Linked DNA regions of Homo sapiens: region 2 is linked to region 1. A link is an interaction called in ENCODE POLR2A ChIA-PET data of the cell type or tissue named here. Cell type or tissue: A673. All regions are shown on one strand. Each heading gives the region's core, and the rest is flanking DNA. Links, peaks and the distances in the headings are about the cores only.

Region 1 (7,806 bases), core at 1,397-6,396:
GGGATGTCTTTAAGGACAGGGATTCCATTTATTCATTTTCAGCATTTTCCAGCTACTGTTTGTTTAGAAAGGCTTTTGGGGATCACATTGTAAAGGCAGAAATGGTAGTTATTTTTAGCTCTTTCTTTAAAAATATCCGAAAGTATTTAGCTTCTCCTTTCAAAATAAAAAGCATTGCCAGTCCGCAGTCCGGCCTGGGCGACAGAGCGAGACTCCGTCTCAAAAAAAAAAAAAAAAAAAAAAAAGCATTGCAGGCCTCCAACTGCATATCACGTAACCATGCACAGCAGATAGGGATCAGAAAAGCGTGCTTGTGATTTATTTTGGAAATAGTTATCCAGCTGCATAGCAGTAGCAAGGAAAAGTAGTTTTAGCAATTAAACAGTTAAAATTGCTTTTATTCTAAGTATTTATTTTCACAATGTGAATTTGAGTATGAGAAGCATAAAGAATTTTGATGTTATAACACCAAGTTAACAGACACTAATTCTGAAAGTTTACCTCCGCATGATCACTGATGGTTCCATTATTTGCATACATCTAATAAAAATGTTAGGCAAGGCCTCAGAATGACTCTTAATCTAAATGCCAATGTTAAATGGAGTAAATATAAGGAAAATTATATTCAGTTTGGTTTTTAAGCCAAAGAGAATTCACACCTGCAACGTGTTCTTTGAAGAGAACGCTTGCAAGTGGCAGGCTAACTTCTCTCTAGTCTCATCATTTAGGAAGGAAAAATTATCAAAACAGGCCAGGAGCGGTGGTGGCTCACGCCTGTAATCCCAGCACTTTGGGAGGCTGAGGCGGGTGGATCACCTGAGGTCAGGAGTTCGAGACCAGCCTGGCCAACATGGTGAAACCCCGTCTCTACTAAAAATACAAAAATTAGCTGGGCGTAGTGGAAGGTGCCTGTAATCCCAGCTACTCAGGAGGCTGAGGCAGGAGAATCGTTTGAACCCAGGAGGCGGAGGTTGTGGTGAGCCGAGACCGTGCCATTGCACTCCAGCCTGGGCGACAGAGCGAGACTCTGTCTCAAAAAAATAAAAAATTAAAAATAAATAAAAATCATCAAAATAATCCATTGATATTTAAGCATAATTTCAAATATTCTGAACATCATGCTGTAAAAGTGTTTTGTCTTTTTTGATGCCATAACAGCATATACTTTCTTATACATTCGGTCTTCAAGCTAAATACAATACCATTTTACAATTCATTTGTTAACACACTTGCTTTTCTTGACCCAATTATTTTAAAACAAATTAAATATAGCCCATCACTAAATGAATGTGGAAAGTGAAATTTGTCTTAATAAATACTGAAGGGTATACTGAAATGATTATAGTACAATGTTTGAAACATGTTGATATGCAATAAAATATTTTAAACAAAATCATTTCTTTCATACACCATGAAAAAATGTTAAATTGATTTTTTTCTAAGGGAGTTTGTGAGATTATAGATTACCGTGAAAGGGGTTTGCAAACAAAAGTTGGCAGAGTTCCTATTTGTTTCTCCTGGTTTGGCATAAAAAGGAAATACAAAGCTCAGTGCTGAAGGACAAGAGAGGGCTCTTCAACTTGCTGAAGGAGTGGAAAAGAACTAAAAGGAATGGAAAGAACTTTTGTGAAACAATGATCCATTGGCATTATACCATATAAATCATGATGGCTTGACATAAAGGAGAGAGGCAGAAATAGGCAGGAGCTTGGAGGTAAAGGGTTTTGCATACTAAACTGAGACATTTGAACTACAGGTTCTTAAATCTACAATGACAATTTAAAGCATTGCTACTAGTTACTTTAAAAAGCAACAGTCTATGATAGACCCTCCTTGGGGCCCCCTGAATCATGATCCCCCCATCCTTGCTCCAGACATGCTACAGATTGCTTTGGAAAATCATGTTGGAAGACATCTGAGAATTTGGGAGTTTAAGGCTCCAAATTGTCCCACTGCTTATAAGCTTTATCTCTACGAGTTTGGTTGAGGTTTAGAAAGCTTTGGGTAAGCACCAGAGGGCACTCAATGTACAATAAATATTGCATATTCTAACTTGAGGGAAATGGTTTTTTGATTCAGAGTATGCAATTGGCTGGGTGTGGTGGCTCATGCCTGTAATCCCAGCACTTTGCGAGGCTGAGGCGGGTGGATCACCTGAGGTCGGGAGTTCGAGACTAGTCTGGCCAAAATGGCAAAACCCTGTCTCTACTAAAAATACAAAAGTTAGCTGGGTGTGGTGGTGTGTGCCTGTAGTCCCAGCTACTTGGGAGACTGAGGCACGAGAAGAGCTTGAAACCGGGAGGTGGAGGTTGCAGTGAGCCAAGATTGTGCCACTGCACTCTAGCCTGGGCAACAGAGTGAGGCTCTGTCTCAAACAAGAAAACAAAGAGTATGCAATCATTTTTCTTACAAGTATTATAGCATACAATCTAATTGGCCACTATTGTGTATACTAGCTAAATTTATCTTTTAAATAAGCAAGATACTAAGCAATGCTTGCCTTAGAAACGTAATGAGATTCACCCCCTACCACTGGAAGACTTTTATTAATTTCCTGTTGCTGCTGTAAAAAAGTGCCACAAATTTTGTGGCTTAGAACAGCATAAATTTATTTTACAGTTCTTACCCTTACAGTTCTTGAGGCCACAAGTTTGAAATCTGTCTCACTGGGATAACGACAATGTGGTGGCATGGCTAGTTCTTTCAGGAAGCTCTAGGGGGAATCGTTCTCTTGCTTTTCTTTTTTCTTTTCTTTTTTTTTTTTTTTTTTTTTTTTTAGCTTCTGGAGGCTGCCTGCATTCCCTTGGCTGGCTATGCTTTTCTTGAATCTCTCTAACCTGTTGCTTCCATCATCACATCTCTTGTTCTTCTGTAAGCAAGGGTTCCTCTTATAAGGACACGTGTGATTACATTTAGAGCCCATCCAGATAATTCAGGTTGATCTCTCCATCTCAGAATCCTCAACTTAAGCACCTCTGCAAAGTTCCTTTTGCCACATAAGACAACATCAACAAGTCCTGGAATTAGTACATGGATATCTTGTGGGGGCATTATCCAGCCTATCACAAGACTCTACTACTGATACTAGAGGGAGGCAGGGAAGTGCTGGGTAGAGAAGGGTGGGGTCCCCAGGCGAGGGCTCCACGCTCGGGCCTGTGCCCACAGACCTAAGTGAGAACAGGGATTCCTGTTTTCGCACCCAAATGTTGCACTTCCCAAGACCACTATGGCCTGCCATGCCCCCATCCCATGGCCCTAGAAACCTGAGACCTTAGCAGGCACAGACACAAGTGGCTGGACATTGAGAGGAGCAGAGAAAGAGAGTGGCAGAGAGTGACAAAGAGCGGGAGTGGCAGGGCGGCATGGCAGAGAAGGAAGGAGGCGTCCGTCTACCGAGAACAGCAGGACTCCAGGGGAAGATCACGTTCCCACTCCATCCCCCACTTCCGGTTCCGCATCCATCTCGCTGAGAGCCTCCACCACTCAATAAAACCTTGCACTCATCCTTCAAGCCCACGTGTCATCCGATTCTTCTTGTACACTGGGCAAGAACTTGGGATACAGAAAGCTGTTAAACTGGCCACTGCCCTTGCAATAAGGCAGAGGGTCTATCGAGCTGATTAACATAATCCTTCTGCAGACGGCAAAGCTGAAAGAGCACACTGTAAGAGACGCCCACTAGGGATTCGGGAGTCACAGACAGCCATCCCTAGACGCTGCCGTGAGGTCAGAGCCCAGAAGCGCTCCCCACGGCCTCTGCACCTGCCCGTCTGCATGCTCCTCCTAGGGGTTTGAGCAACAGGGAAACCAAAAGAGTGAGCCATACCCATGTCGCATGCCCCGCAAGGGGGATAAGGGAATTCTCGTTTCACTAGTTATCTTGCGCTCTAATCAGAACCATTATCAATGGAAGTTAATGGTTAAAAACCATTATCTATTGTTAATGTTATTAGATTGTATCCATTTCCTTTAACATAGGGTCCTTCTTAACAGCTGTCAGCTGTCCAATAAACCAAGAATTTGACTGACTTACTGTGTAACTACGGTAGGTTTCACTTCAGTGACCTCCAACGAGCCACACACATCCCAGTGTTGATGGCCACCCACATGACTTTGGGTTAGCTATGTGACCTAATTTGGCCAAAGGCATGTTAGCAAGCATTATGCGAGCAGAGGTTTGAATGAGTACTTGCACAATGGGGCATGTCTTCCTGGAACAGTACTCTTGGGAGCAAGCCCCCATGCTAGACTACTGAATGAAGAGATGTCTGTGGGTCAGGTGCAGTGGCTCATGCCTGTAATCCTAGCACTTTGGGAGGCCAAGGCAGGTGGATCACCTGAGGTCAGGAGTTTGAGACCAGTCTGGCCAACATGGTGAAACCCAGTCTCTTAAAAATACAAAAAAAAAAAAAAAAAAAAAAAATTAGCCAGGTGTGGTGGCACATGCCTCTAATCCTAGCTACTCAGGAGGCTGAGGTAGGAGAATTTCTTGAATCCAAGAGGCAGAGTTTGCAGTGAGCCAAGATCGCACCATTGTACTCCAGCCTGGGCGACAAGAGCAAAACTCTGTCTCAAAAAAAAAAAAAAAAAAAAAAGAGATGACTATGGACAGAGGCTCTGGAGAAGGGGCCAGCAGAATCTCTAAAGGCCCAGATAGTAAATATTTTTGGCTTTGTGGGCCATGTGGTTTCTGTGATTGTCACAACCACTCAGTGCTACCACTGTAGTGCAAAAGCAGCTGTAAATAATACATAAGTGAATAAGCTTGGTCATGATTATGTTCCAATAAAACTTTGTGGACAATGAAATTTGAATTTCATATAATTTTCACATATCACAAAATATTTTTGTTTTGAATTCTTTTTCAACTATTAAAAAATGTAAAAGCGGTTTAATTACTGCAAATGTAAAAATTACTGCTCATGGCAGTACAAAAACTGAGCATGGGTTGGATTTGCACAGGGGCCTTTGGTTTGAAGCCTCCAGCTCTGGAGGATGGGAGGTCATCTTGACTGTCCAGTCACAGCCACACTCCCATCTGAATGCGGCCTCATGAGATACCCCAAGCAAGACTACCAGAAGAAACTCTCAGCTAAGTTCAGCCGACCCACAACATTGTGAGGAAAAAGAAAAAAAAAAAGGTTGTTATTTGAGCCACTGTGCTTTGGGGCTTTTTGGTTATCTAACACATGGAAACAGTAGCCAAACCTGTAGTTGTGCCTATCATTCAGGTGTTTGGAATGTTGATAAACTTTGCCTGCTGTTCATCAAGAGGTCTCAGGTAAGCAGCTTATCACAAAATACAGGCAGTACCTGCAGTTTATTATATGGTTGCTACTCTGGTTCTGATCAATATCTTGTTCAACTTGCTATGCCTGTATGTCAGCTATTTAAGAGATTTCTGTTCAAAATTCTTACTTCCTTTTCCAAGATCATGTGAGAAGGCTTGCCATTTTGGTTGCTAGAAATAAACCCATCAATTCCTGCCTCCTATTGATAGAGGCATGAGAGAGCCAAATGCCTAGGCAGACAGGGAAGGGTCCCCAGAGAACCTCTGACCCATCCAGGTCATTGTGCACAGGGGGCTTGCCTAAACACGCCCACGGTGAAAAATTCTGTCCCTTAACAGGTGCACAATATCGGAAATAAATCAATATGGAATGGCTCAGACTAAGGGCTCATATGCACACTGAGGGAATGGGGTGGAGCCACCAGGAATTCATGCCTTATGCAGGGGAGGAGCCTGGTCTCTTCAGCTTGTTTGTGGTGACCTGGTATTCAATTTGTGAGGTGGGAGCCTACTGGTGGCCCCCCCCCCCCTTTTTTGGTGAGGGTTTTCTTTTCACTTAATAAATTCTGCCCTCTTCACCTTTCAATGTGCCCTTGTGCCTAACTTTTCCTGGCTGTGAGACAAGAACCCAGATTTAGCTGAACTAAGGAGCAAAAAATCCTGCAGCACTATTATTAACACTAGGGATGAGCTATTACATTTCCCAGCAAGGGCACAGTGTAGGCAGTCAGGCAGCACTGGCCTCTGAGGACACTGCCGATCCTGCCACTGCTGCACTTGGCATAGTCACCACAGTGGTCCCAGCATCTGACCTTCAGCACATAGCCAGAGAGACACTCAGGGACTGGTGATCTGCTGCTCAGAAAGCATTCAGCACTCAGCCTTCCTCTCCAAACTGGGCACCTGAGATTTGCTCTGAATGTCTCAGTTCTAAGTTGTTCTTGCCCTTCAGAATGGGCAGTCCCTGGCCTGGGCAGGGGCTAGAGTGACTTTCAATTGCTAACAAAGCAGGACATATTGAGGAAAGTGAGATACGGGGTGGACTTTATAACTCATTAAAGGTAGCAAATGTCTGAGACTAATTGCAAAAGGCAAGTGATTCTTTGTTGTTGGCATTAAAGAGGTGAAGAAGAAATAGAGGAGACACAGTAATGTATCATTTGGGCATGTTACCCAGAGAAGGGCACCCAGATAAGAGAGCAATGCTTGTTTTTTCTTGGACAAGCATTTCCCTGGCCAAAAGCGTTCACCTAACTACCCCAAGAGGCAGGGTGTACATGTCATGATGGATAGTTTAAAAAGAAAAGGCCAGCTCTGCAAGTATAAGAGGAACTCAAAAATAAGAGTCTCAGCACACCCTGCTATGAAGCAAACTTGAGTTTCCATACTAGCAGACAATTTTAGGTTTTCTTAGAAAAATATTGATCTCTGTAACACTCAGTTTCCCTCATTTTTTTTGTTTTGTTTATGGAGACAGGGTCTTGCTGTATCACCCAGGCTGGAGTGCAGTGGCAGGATCAGGGCTCACTGCAGCCTCAACCTCCTGGGTTCAAGCGATCCTCCCACCTCAGCCTCCTGAAAAGCTGGGGTCACAGGTGTGCACCACCATGCCCAGATAATTTTTGTATTTTTTGTAGAGACAGCATTTCACCATGTTACCCAGGGTGGTCTCAAACTCTTGGGCTCAAGTGATCTGCCTGCCTTGGCCTCCTAAAGTGCTGGGATTACAGGTATGAGCCACCACACTGGCTGGTTTCCTTCATTTTCTGAAAAGGATTGCTGTCACAATTACCCTCACTATGCCCCCCACAAGTTTCTGCAGATGCTTCTAATCAGCATGATGGTGAAGTGCAGGTATGCATGTATAGTTTAATGATATAACCATATTACCATAATAAACACTAACAATTTTAACGCTAATATTTAATGTTAATTAATATATTACTATTAACATATCCTGCTGCTTATTAGATTTTCAAAGGCAACCGGTATAAAATCTTATTAGTGCTGACTGTGGTCTCCAATTTAAGAAGAGTAAATCATTCAAGGTGCAATTATAGGAGGAACACAAACAGAAAATCCCACTAGTCATAACTTATCTTCCAGTTGTCTTCCTCAGCTTTCCGTTTTTGTTTTCATGCTGCACCTACTCTTGGAACCTCTAAAGCCCAAGCTACAAATAGCTCATAAAAATCAGCATCTGTGCTTATGGAATACATCTTAAGGCAGGCTACATCCTTTTCTGCTACGAGGGTAAAGCTCTGAAGAGGAAAGATTTATTTTGCTGCAGTAGATGATTTTTTAGAAAGTTCATCTCCAATGCTTTAGAATAATCCAAACAACTATTTGGAGGATGGAGTACTACACGTTAGGCGTAATGGGGGAAACAGCTCATCTTTTGATTAAAAGGTGAGATCAACTCACCTAATTATTAAACATGTCAATTATTTTCATTAAAATGTTTTAAAAACAACTGTTAACTTCAAACTCAATAAAAGCAGTATTTAAATCAGATT
Region 2 (7,806 bases), core at 1,375-6,374, 140 kb after region 1:
CAAAATTTAATGATGTTTGCTTAACATTTGCATATATGATACTACTCCCCAAGTATGTGAACTAGACAGTTTACATATAAGGCAGGAAAATAGGGTCTGGAGGCAGGGAACATAAGGCCAATTCACACTTCAGCTATGACAGAAAATATCTTCTCCATAGGGCATAGTTGCTAGGGCCACTCAGAGAGAGAGAATCCTGAAACCTAGCATACCAGCTAAAGGGTAAGAATTTCTTACTAGCCAGTCTCTGGCCTCTTTCTCTCTGTGCAAACTGGCTAATCTCCATTGTAAAGTTTTAAATTAATTGGTTTAATAATAATAAGAGCTTAAATCAAATATTTCATCAGGAAAGTAGAAAGCGTAATGCCTTTTAGTTCACGTGACTTTAGCAATTTTTGGGAAATAAAGAGGGTTTTAAAGATTATTGGTAAAATACAATGTCTTTAAAATGGAAACATGTGGTCTAAATTATGTTCCAATATTAGGTTTGCTGAATGCTTTAAGGTCATAAACTGCTTATTTGGCTTTTGAAAATTGTTTAACTTGCCTGCTTTCCAGCTAGGTAAGGCCTGGGAACATGTGGAGTTGGCCATGCCCCTAGCTATGCTGCAAACAGTCAAACCTTTTCAGAACATAACTTACCAGGTTTTACATTAAAGTTAAAATTGCTAAGAGTCACCATTGTAACATGCAATTAAGACTACTAGAAACGGTTTTACATGCACGGTGTGTAAGAATAGTAGAATGTATGTCTCTGTGTGTGTTTTGTAAAAGGTTTTTACTTCTTTAAAATTTCTGAGTCATTATTTTGGCAAAATAAATAATCTGGAATTCCAAAATCAAACTTCAGTTTCAAAATTGTCTTTCCTAATGCCTGGCTTTCTGGATGGATCAGAGGGCCCCTGAAAACATCCAGAAAGGAGGTAAACAGGATTATTTGATGTGTTTAGGTACATGGGATTGCCAAAATGATGTTCCGTGTTCTTTAAGTTTTTTTTGTGAATAATACTAATATATGTTCCAAAATTGTATGGGATTCCTAAAATAGTACATGCTATCAATTATAATTATGGGTATTATGTTAAGTTATTGTAAACCACACAAATAACCAAATTTCCTTGTATAAAGCTACTAACCCAAGTAGAACAAAAATTAATTAAATACCAATAAAATACTTTGTCAGACTTTCATGTTAAACCAGCTGATACTGAAATTTTTAAGATAGTTTATAACCAATGCTTGGTCCCATATTCCTGGGAAGACAATTAAAGCTTCATGTACATTTGGTCACCTTGTGGGCCATTTAAACATTTTATAAAGGGATTTCATTCAATTGTTATTTCCAATGCATGCTTTCTGGTTGTATAAAAGCTTTCCCACGTGAGAGGGCTGATGTTATCACAGTAGATTATTATGCTACAGTGTATTTGCACCAGGTAAAAAAGCTTTTTATGGTTTGAATCTTCTGAGAACACCAGAGAAAGACTCTCCTTACCATCCTCACTGCAACTAAACTTCGGGACCCTGGGCTTTGGGTTCATGGTCTCGCCACTGAAAAGGTTCCCTCCACACTTTTGGAATTGTGCACCCATTGGAACCCTTGAGGTAAAGCTAACCAGAGAAATTTCTCCCAAGAAGAAGAAGATGGCATCCTTGAAGTGAACAGCTTTTCCCAAGTTCACAGAGTAAGACTTCTACTATCATGAAACTCTTATCTTTGAATATTTTTTCTTGCTTATATCTCTACTAACAATAGAAGTGGAAAAAGGGTCTGTTATGTGCACTTATGGGGTATACTTTTATTTGTGAAGAAGTTTGCAGCCAGCCTTATACATGGATAACCTTCTACTTTGATAGAGATGAAGGCCCAATGCAGGTAAGAAACTTTAGTGGTACATATGTTGCCCCATAATCACTCAAAAACAAAATATTGGTTCATCCCTCTTAACCCACATCATGGGTTAAAGAGAACATTGCCAGGGGGTCTTCACTCTCCTAGAAGGGCATCATTTGTTAAGTCCTTTTTCCATGGCTTAAAGTAAAGGAAGCAATGATTAGAAATGTATCCCTCATGATAGGCTCTATAGCAAATCTACTTTAAAGGCTATCGTTACACAACAGATTTTAAATTCTCTTTGAAAGTTATGCTAAATAGAATTGGCTAAACAAAGAAGTTCTTCTGCAGCTGCTGACACTTGCGGCCTATGGAGAAACAGGTCAAATGCAGATTATAAAAATTCAGTGTAGGGGATTAATGAAAAGACCACTTAGTCAAGTGAGTAGACTCTTCATCTAGCTCATTCTTTAAACTATTTAAGTGTAGGTGGTTTGGTTTCTAGGGACCCTGGTTAAGGAGCATACTCTGAACTCTGGGTATTTTCCTTCCAGTAGTGATAATAGTAGTCTCCTTGGTGCACTGTATTCTCTCAAAGGTTTTAAATGCTTGCATGCAGCCATCTCTAGAACATCAAATGGTCTCTCTTCGACTGGAATGACAACAGCTGAAAGAAATGTTCAACCATGAGGACACCATACCTATAAATGATGTGCTGAGACTGGAAACCCAAAATGTTGGTAACTGAGAAGTGGCACTAAGGCCCTAAGTTTTGGTTGCACACTCACCTAAGTGAGAACCTGACCAAAAAGGGGGGATTTTTAAAACAAAACTCTGTGAGGCCATTGTTTTGGACTAAGCTCATGCACTCATGCCCTGGGCCCCAACAGACTAAAGCAAACACAGATGGAGTCATTTGTGCTAAGACTTTAAGGAAACGCTTGGATTCCACAACAGACTAGCTTTTGTTTTTTTCTTCTGCAAATCTCTATAACAAACATTTCTGACAACATAGGTATCCACCCCCTGAAGTTCCCATTAAATCTTTTAACCAAATTCATTTCCTCTCACCTAGAGACCATCAAGCTTCAGATGATGATGCAACAAAGGTTTCAGCCAGTTCCAGGTGAAGACACCACCCTTGGACATCAAGAAGCTACCCTGCCTCCACTAGATAGAGCAGGGAGAGTTCTGTGATCCCCAATAGGTAAGGACTATGCCCCAAGCCAGCATGAAGCAGTTACCAAAAAAGATCATCGGTCCCTCTGCCTCCCATAAAGATTTATGGGATCACATCTCTCAGGGAGGAGATGAGGCAGGAAAATACGGTCTGGAGGCAGGAAACATAAGGACAATTCACACTTCAGCTATGACAGGAAATATCCTCTCCATAGGGCATAGGCCAAGTAAATGACTTTGCAACTTTACTTCATCCTCTTCATTTATGTAGTATGTGTCCCAATCCTCTAGAGGATATTGAAACTCCCAAAATTCTAAATAGTGTGGACTTGGAGCCCCTATGCTCAGGCCCGCTCCCACACTATGGAGTGTACTTTCCTTTACAATAAAACCCTCCATTTCTTCCTTGCTTTGTTTGTGCATTTTGTCCAATTCTTTGTTCAAGACTCCAAGAACCTGGACACCCTCCACTGTTAACACAAATAGTTTCTTAATTCTCACAACATTGTAAGGAGGTTATTATTCTCTTCTAGTTACCAATATCTGGAGTCTCAGAAGGTTGCCTAAGGTTGTAGAGTTAACATTTAGGTCTTGGTCTGAATCCAAATTCTATGTCTTATGGCATGTAGTGTTAGCTAAACAGGGCAGATAGATAACCAAGGAGAAACCACCCAAAAATGTTAACTCTCCACAAGAGCCTGGAATCATAGGAATGAGCCATATAGTGCATCAAGAATAATAGCTGTTTTGAGAATTGAATTTTAAAAAATTTTAAAAGGAGCAACAATTTTAAATGCTTCAACTTTGCTGCAGTATTAGAGTTTCATTACAATATTAGTCACATATCATGTTAAAAGTACTGGAATAATAGTTACATGGACTGAAACATGATTGAAATACTTTAAACAAGGGCCAAATGGGGACACATTAGGTGAGGAGAGAAGAATCTGAGAAGGTGTGTGTGTGTGTGTGTGTGCGTGCGTGTGTGTATGAGAGAGAGAGAAAGAGAGACAGACAGACAGAGACAGAGAGACCAGGAGAGGGAGAGAGGGAGGTGAGAGCGTGGTTGAAACGGGAGGAGGAGGGAGGGGTGTGTGTGGCAACACTCATTCTCAGCTCAGGCCGTTTCCATGGCTAGAAGATGAGCAGATATTTGTAGCTGGGAGAACAACTCACCACCCACTCCCATACCCCACCCAGGGTGGATCTGAATAGGACTTTTTGTCCATCTCTGGTTTATTTTCTACAAAGCATCTACAGTCATCTTTCTGAAACAAAAATTCAATTATATAACTTACCTGTTTAAAATCCTTCAATGGATTCTTGTCACCCTCCGAATAAAATCCAAGTTACTACTTTAACCTACCAGTTCCTACATAGTCTGTCCTGCCCACCTCTCTAGACTCATGCTCTGGATCCCAGTACTCTGACTTTTCTGTTCACAAGCCTAGCCTTTCTCTGCCACAGGGCCTTTGTAGACGCTATCCCTTTGTGGAGAAGACTCTCAACACCCTTCAAATACTATGATCTCATCAGGAAGGCCCTCCCTGACCACCTATGCCTGGTGAGTTTCCCTTGTTGCTTATTATTTCACAGTTTTATTCTCTTCACAGTGCTAATGGCAATTGCAATTATACATATTGTTTGTTCATTTGTTTTTATATCTTCCTTACTAGATTATAAGCTCCGTGAGGGCAGGAACTATATCTGTCTGTTTTATCTAGTGCCAAAGGATGTATTCATTTATTTTATTTTATTATTTTAATTCTTATTTTAAATTCTGAGGTACACGTGCAGGATGTGCAGGTTTGTTAGATAGGTAAGGAATCAACCCAAATGCCCATCAATAATAGACTGTATAAAGAAAATGTGGTACGTATACACCATGGAATACTATGCAGCTATAAAAAGGAATGAGATCGTGTCCTTTGCCGGGACATGGATGGAGCTGGAAGCCATTATCCTCAGTAAACTAACACAGGAACAGAAAACCAAACACCACTTCTATTCATTTATTTAATAAATTCCCATTGATAATAATGTCTTATTACAGTGTCCAGGGTGGCAAACACCCTAACCCAGAGTGGACCCAATCCAACATAAAGAAAAGCTATACTTGCAATGGTTTGATGAGGTCTCTGCATAGTCAGAAGTGACTACAGGGGCTAGTGAGCACTGTTGCTATGAAAAGCAGTATTAGTAGGAAATGTTTCTTACTAAGTGGTAGATGTTTAGGCATGGTTTTGAATGAGAAGGTTGAGTGAGAGGGAGTTACTGTGCTCAGCTCATCACTGAAGGCAGGGGGAAATTGAAGTAAGTGGACTTTGAAAACTGAGGTGCTGTCTTCGAACACTGGGGATGATGGTTTGTTCTTGGATGGTGTATGTGTGGGTGAAGGAGAGCGTATGTCTGAGTTAATGTGTGTGTGTGTATGTGTGTTCATGCACACAAATGCATGCTTGGGCTGGCTGGATAACCAGGAAGCAAGAGAAGCACAGTTGTCCTCTCACTGATGGAGAGATACTGCAGAGAGCTGGTCCTGGGAGATCCAGAGCCTACCGTGAACTCCTCTGCTACAGACCTCCCTCCAGGACTCCATCCATACCACACCCATCCTCACACAGCCTGGGAGTATTCTCTCTTGAATAACTCAGACTCTCTGAAGTCTTAGGTCCAGGGTGTTGGACTGATAGGAACGTATCCCAGGGGACTTTCTAACAGAGAGTCGGAGAGTGGGACCTGGCATTAGATTGAAGTGGCAGCCTCTCTCAGACGGGTGGGAGGCTGACTTCAAGACAGGGGAGCAAGGATAGAAACTGGTGCTTCTCCTAGATAATGTTTTCCTAGTTATGCTGTTGTTTTCCTTTGGACTGTGGGAATAGTCTTACTTAGTACTCAATGTAAAATATTTTCTCTCATCTTATAAATCCTGTCAGCTACCCCCAGTCCTCTAACCTAGTCTGTTATATGCATATCATCTTGTGGGGAATTAAGAGACAGGACAAGAAAGACATGTGACTTTTTGCACTTCCCTCTTCCACCAAGTTTATTACAATAGCAGCAGCAGCAGCAGCTTTCCATTGAGGAGAAGGGTGGCTGGATTCAGACTGGAGCAGGAAAGTAGGTCCCAGTGGGGATTTTGAGCTGTGCAGGGGATGCTCAGCTGGGAGCAACTGCAGTTACAAGGGCAGTGGCCGAGAGGTAAGACCCCTGTCCTCTGCAAATACGTAAGCACAATATATGTGATCCTTCCTCTGCCAGTTTCCCCGCTGATCATCAGCATCACCTGAAGTCCTTGTTAAAAATATCCAGAAATACTCTGGCTCCACTCCTGAAGGTCTGGGGTGTGGCGTGGGATCCTCTATATTGTCGAAGCACCCAGATCGTTCTTCTCATCTGGGAAATGTGGGACTCACTGTCGCAGAAGGAGGTGATCCTTGCAGGGCTGGGGAGAGGCTGACATTTGGGTCACACATTACTGACCCTGCTTCAGACAGAACGTACAGAAAAGGAGTGATATATTTATATGTAAATATATGTCTATACGTCTCTGTGTGTGTGTGGTGTATGCTTAAAACTCTTAGGAAAAGCTTCTTCTCTAGAAGAGATTATAAATCACCTCACTGGAAAAGAATCAAAGAACCAGGCTTTCAATGGACTCCACTTCTTTATTTATAAACCCATCTTCCAACCTTTCTGAACTTCTTAAACAACATGAATTCATCTCAAGTTGTACAATCTGTTACCTTGGCAAGCTTCTAATGACAAATCTTATTTTCCATCTTTGAATGTGGCTCTTAATTTCTCTACTAAACATTGAGAGCAAGAACCATTGCGGCAGGGGAGGAATGGGAGTGTGCTTGTGGATTTGATTTGATTTGATTTTTAAAGTAGTTTTGCTGTCAGAATTCTTTATATCTCTTTCACATGGAAAGGATATAAAGATACCCTGAGGACAGATCATACTCAGATTGTTCTGTTGTGTGGCAAATTTGTCCTTTTATTTAAAAAAAAATCACTTCATCCATGTCCTTGTTTCTCTCTATAACAAAAACAGCATAGGATTAGTCAAAGAGCAAAAGTGATAATATAGATGCCTCTGTAATCCTGTGTAGCTTTCACACGACTTTTAATTGGGAGTATGTGAGTTTATATATATATATATATATATATATTTATGTGTGTGTGTGTGTGTGCGTATATATATGTATATATACATATATTCAGAGAATGCTAATAATGCTCTAAAATAGCAGTTTATCTAGTCCAGTTTTTATACTACATAATGACACCCAACCCACTGCCATGCTTTAAATGGAAGCAGAGGTAAATTTTTCACTAATTATACATTTTAGGGCAGCAACTCTGTGCTGGTCTTATGGTGTTTGGGGACGTTTTTGATATATAAATAGTTAAATGTGTTCTGATTTAAGTGAGGCTTATGAATTAAAAGAAGAAGAAGACTTCTGATTTTCATTCCCAGACCTCCACTCACTCAGCATTTTAGTATGATAAAGATAAACCCTGTACAAATAGTGGATTCTTTCCCCCATTCTAATCACTGGAGAGTGCTGACTGCACAATCTAACCAAACGGTGTGTTGAAGCCCCACTGCTTAAGATGATTAAATGTTTTGAACAAGGAATGATTCAGTTGCCATGGGAAGACCGTGGCGTGTTGATGCAGTGGCCTCCTGTAGGTTGAATAAGTTCAGTGTTTACCCTGTGGGCCATTTATTTTCAAAATTAAATTAAAATTCTTACTCTTAAGGAGCTGCAGTTTGATTGTTTTGT

The links. ChIA-PET counts read pairs that join two places held together with the same protein. Peaks named below come from ENCODE experiments on the same cell type or tissue, not always from the same donor. Only the 100,000 strongest peaks of a DNase experiment are listed, where the experiment ranks them.
Region 2: POLR2A ChIA-PET joins it to region 1 with 7 read pairs; 3 of 35 experiments call an interaction of 5 or more read pairs at or near these places.

Annotation. Positions count from the first base shown.
Region 1 is chr13:36,835,806-36,843,611 of GRCh38, reverse strand. No RefSeq gene overlaps it. Among named protein-coding and RNA genes, the nearest start is that of RFXAP, 20 kb to the right of the region's middle. RefSeq lists an enhancer at 2,758-3,492. In A673, for the core only: CTCF peaks have their summits at 1,989 (motif pointing right) and 2,700; DNase peaks (open chromatin) are centred at 1,621, 2,031, 2,671 and 3,451; H3K4me3 peaks cover 359 bases; H3K27ac peaks cover 3,562 bases.
Region 2 is chr13:36,696,695-36,704,500 of GRCh38, reverse strand. It overlaps LOC102723490 (a long non-coding RNA gene), which reads left to right. Exons shown (of 7, transcript XR_001749825.2): 5 at 1,471-3,041; 6 at 4,481-4,577. It overlaps SERTM1 (serine rich and transmembrane domain containing 1), which reads right to left. Exons shown (of 2, transcript NM_203451.3): 2 at 6,662-7,806. Among named protein-coding and RNA genes, the nearest start is that of SERTM1, 27 kb to the right of the region's middle. In A673, for the core only: no CTCF peak of the experiment used is centred there; no DNase peak of the experiment used is centred there.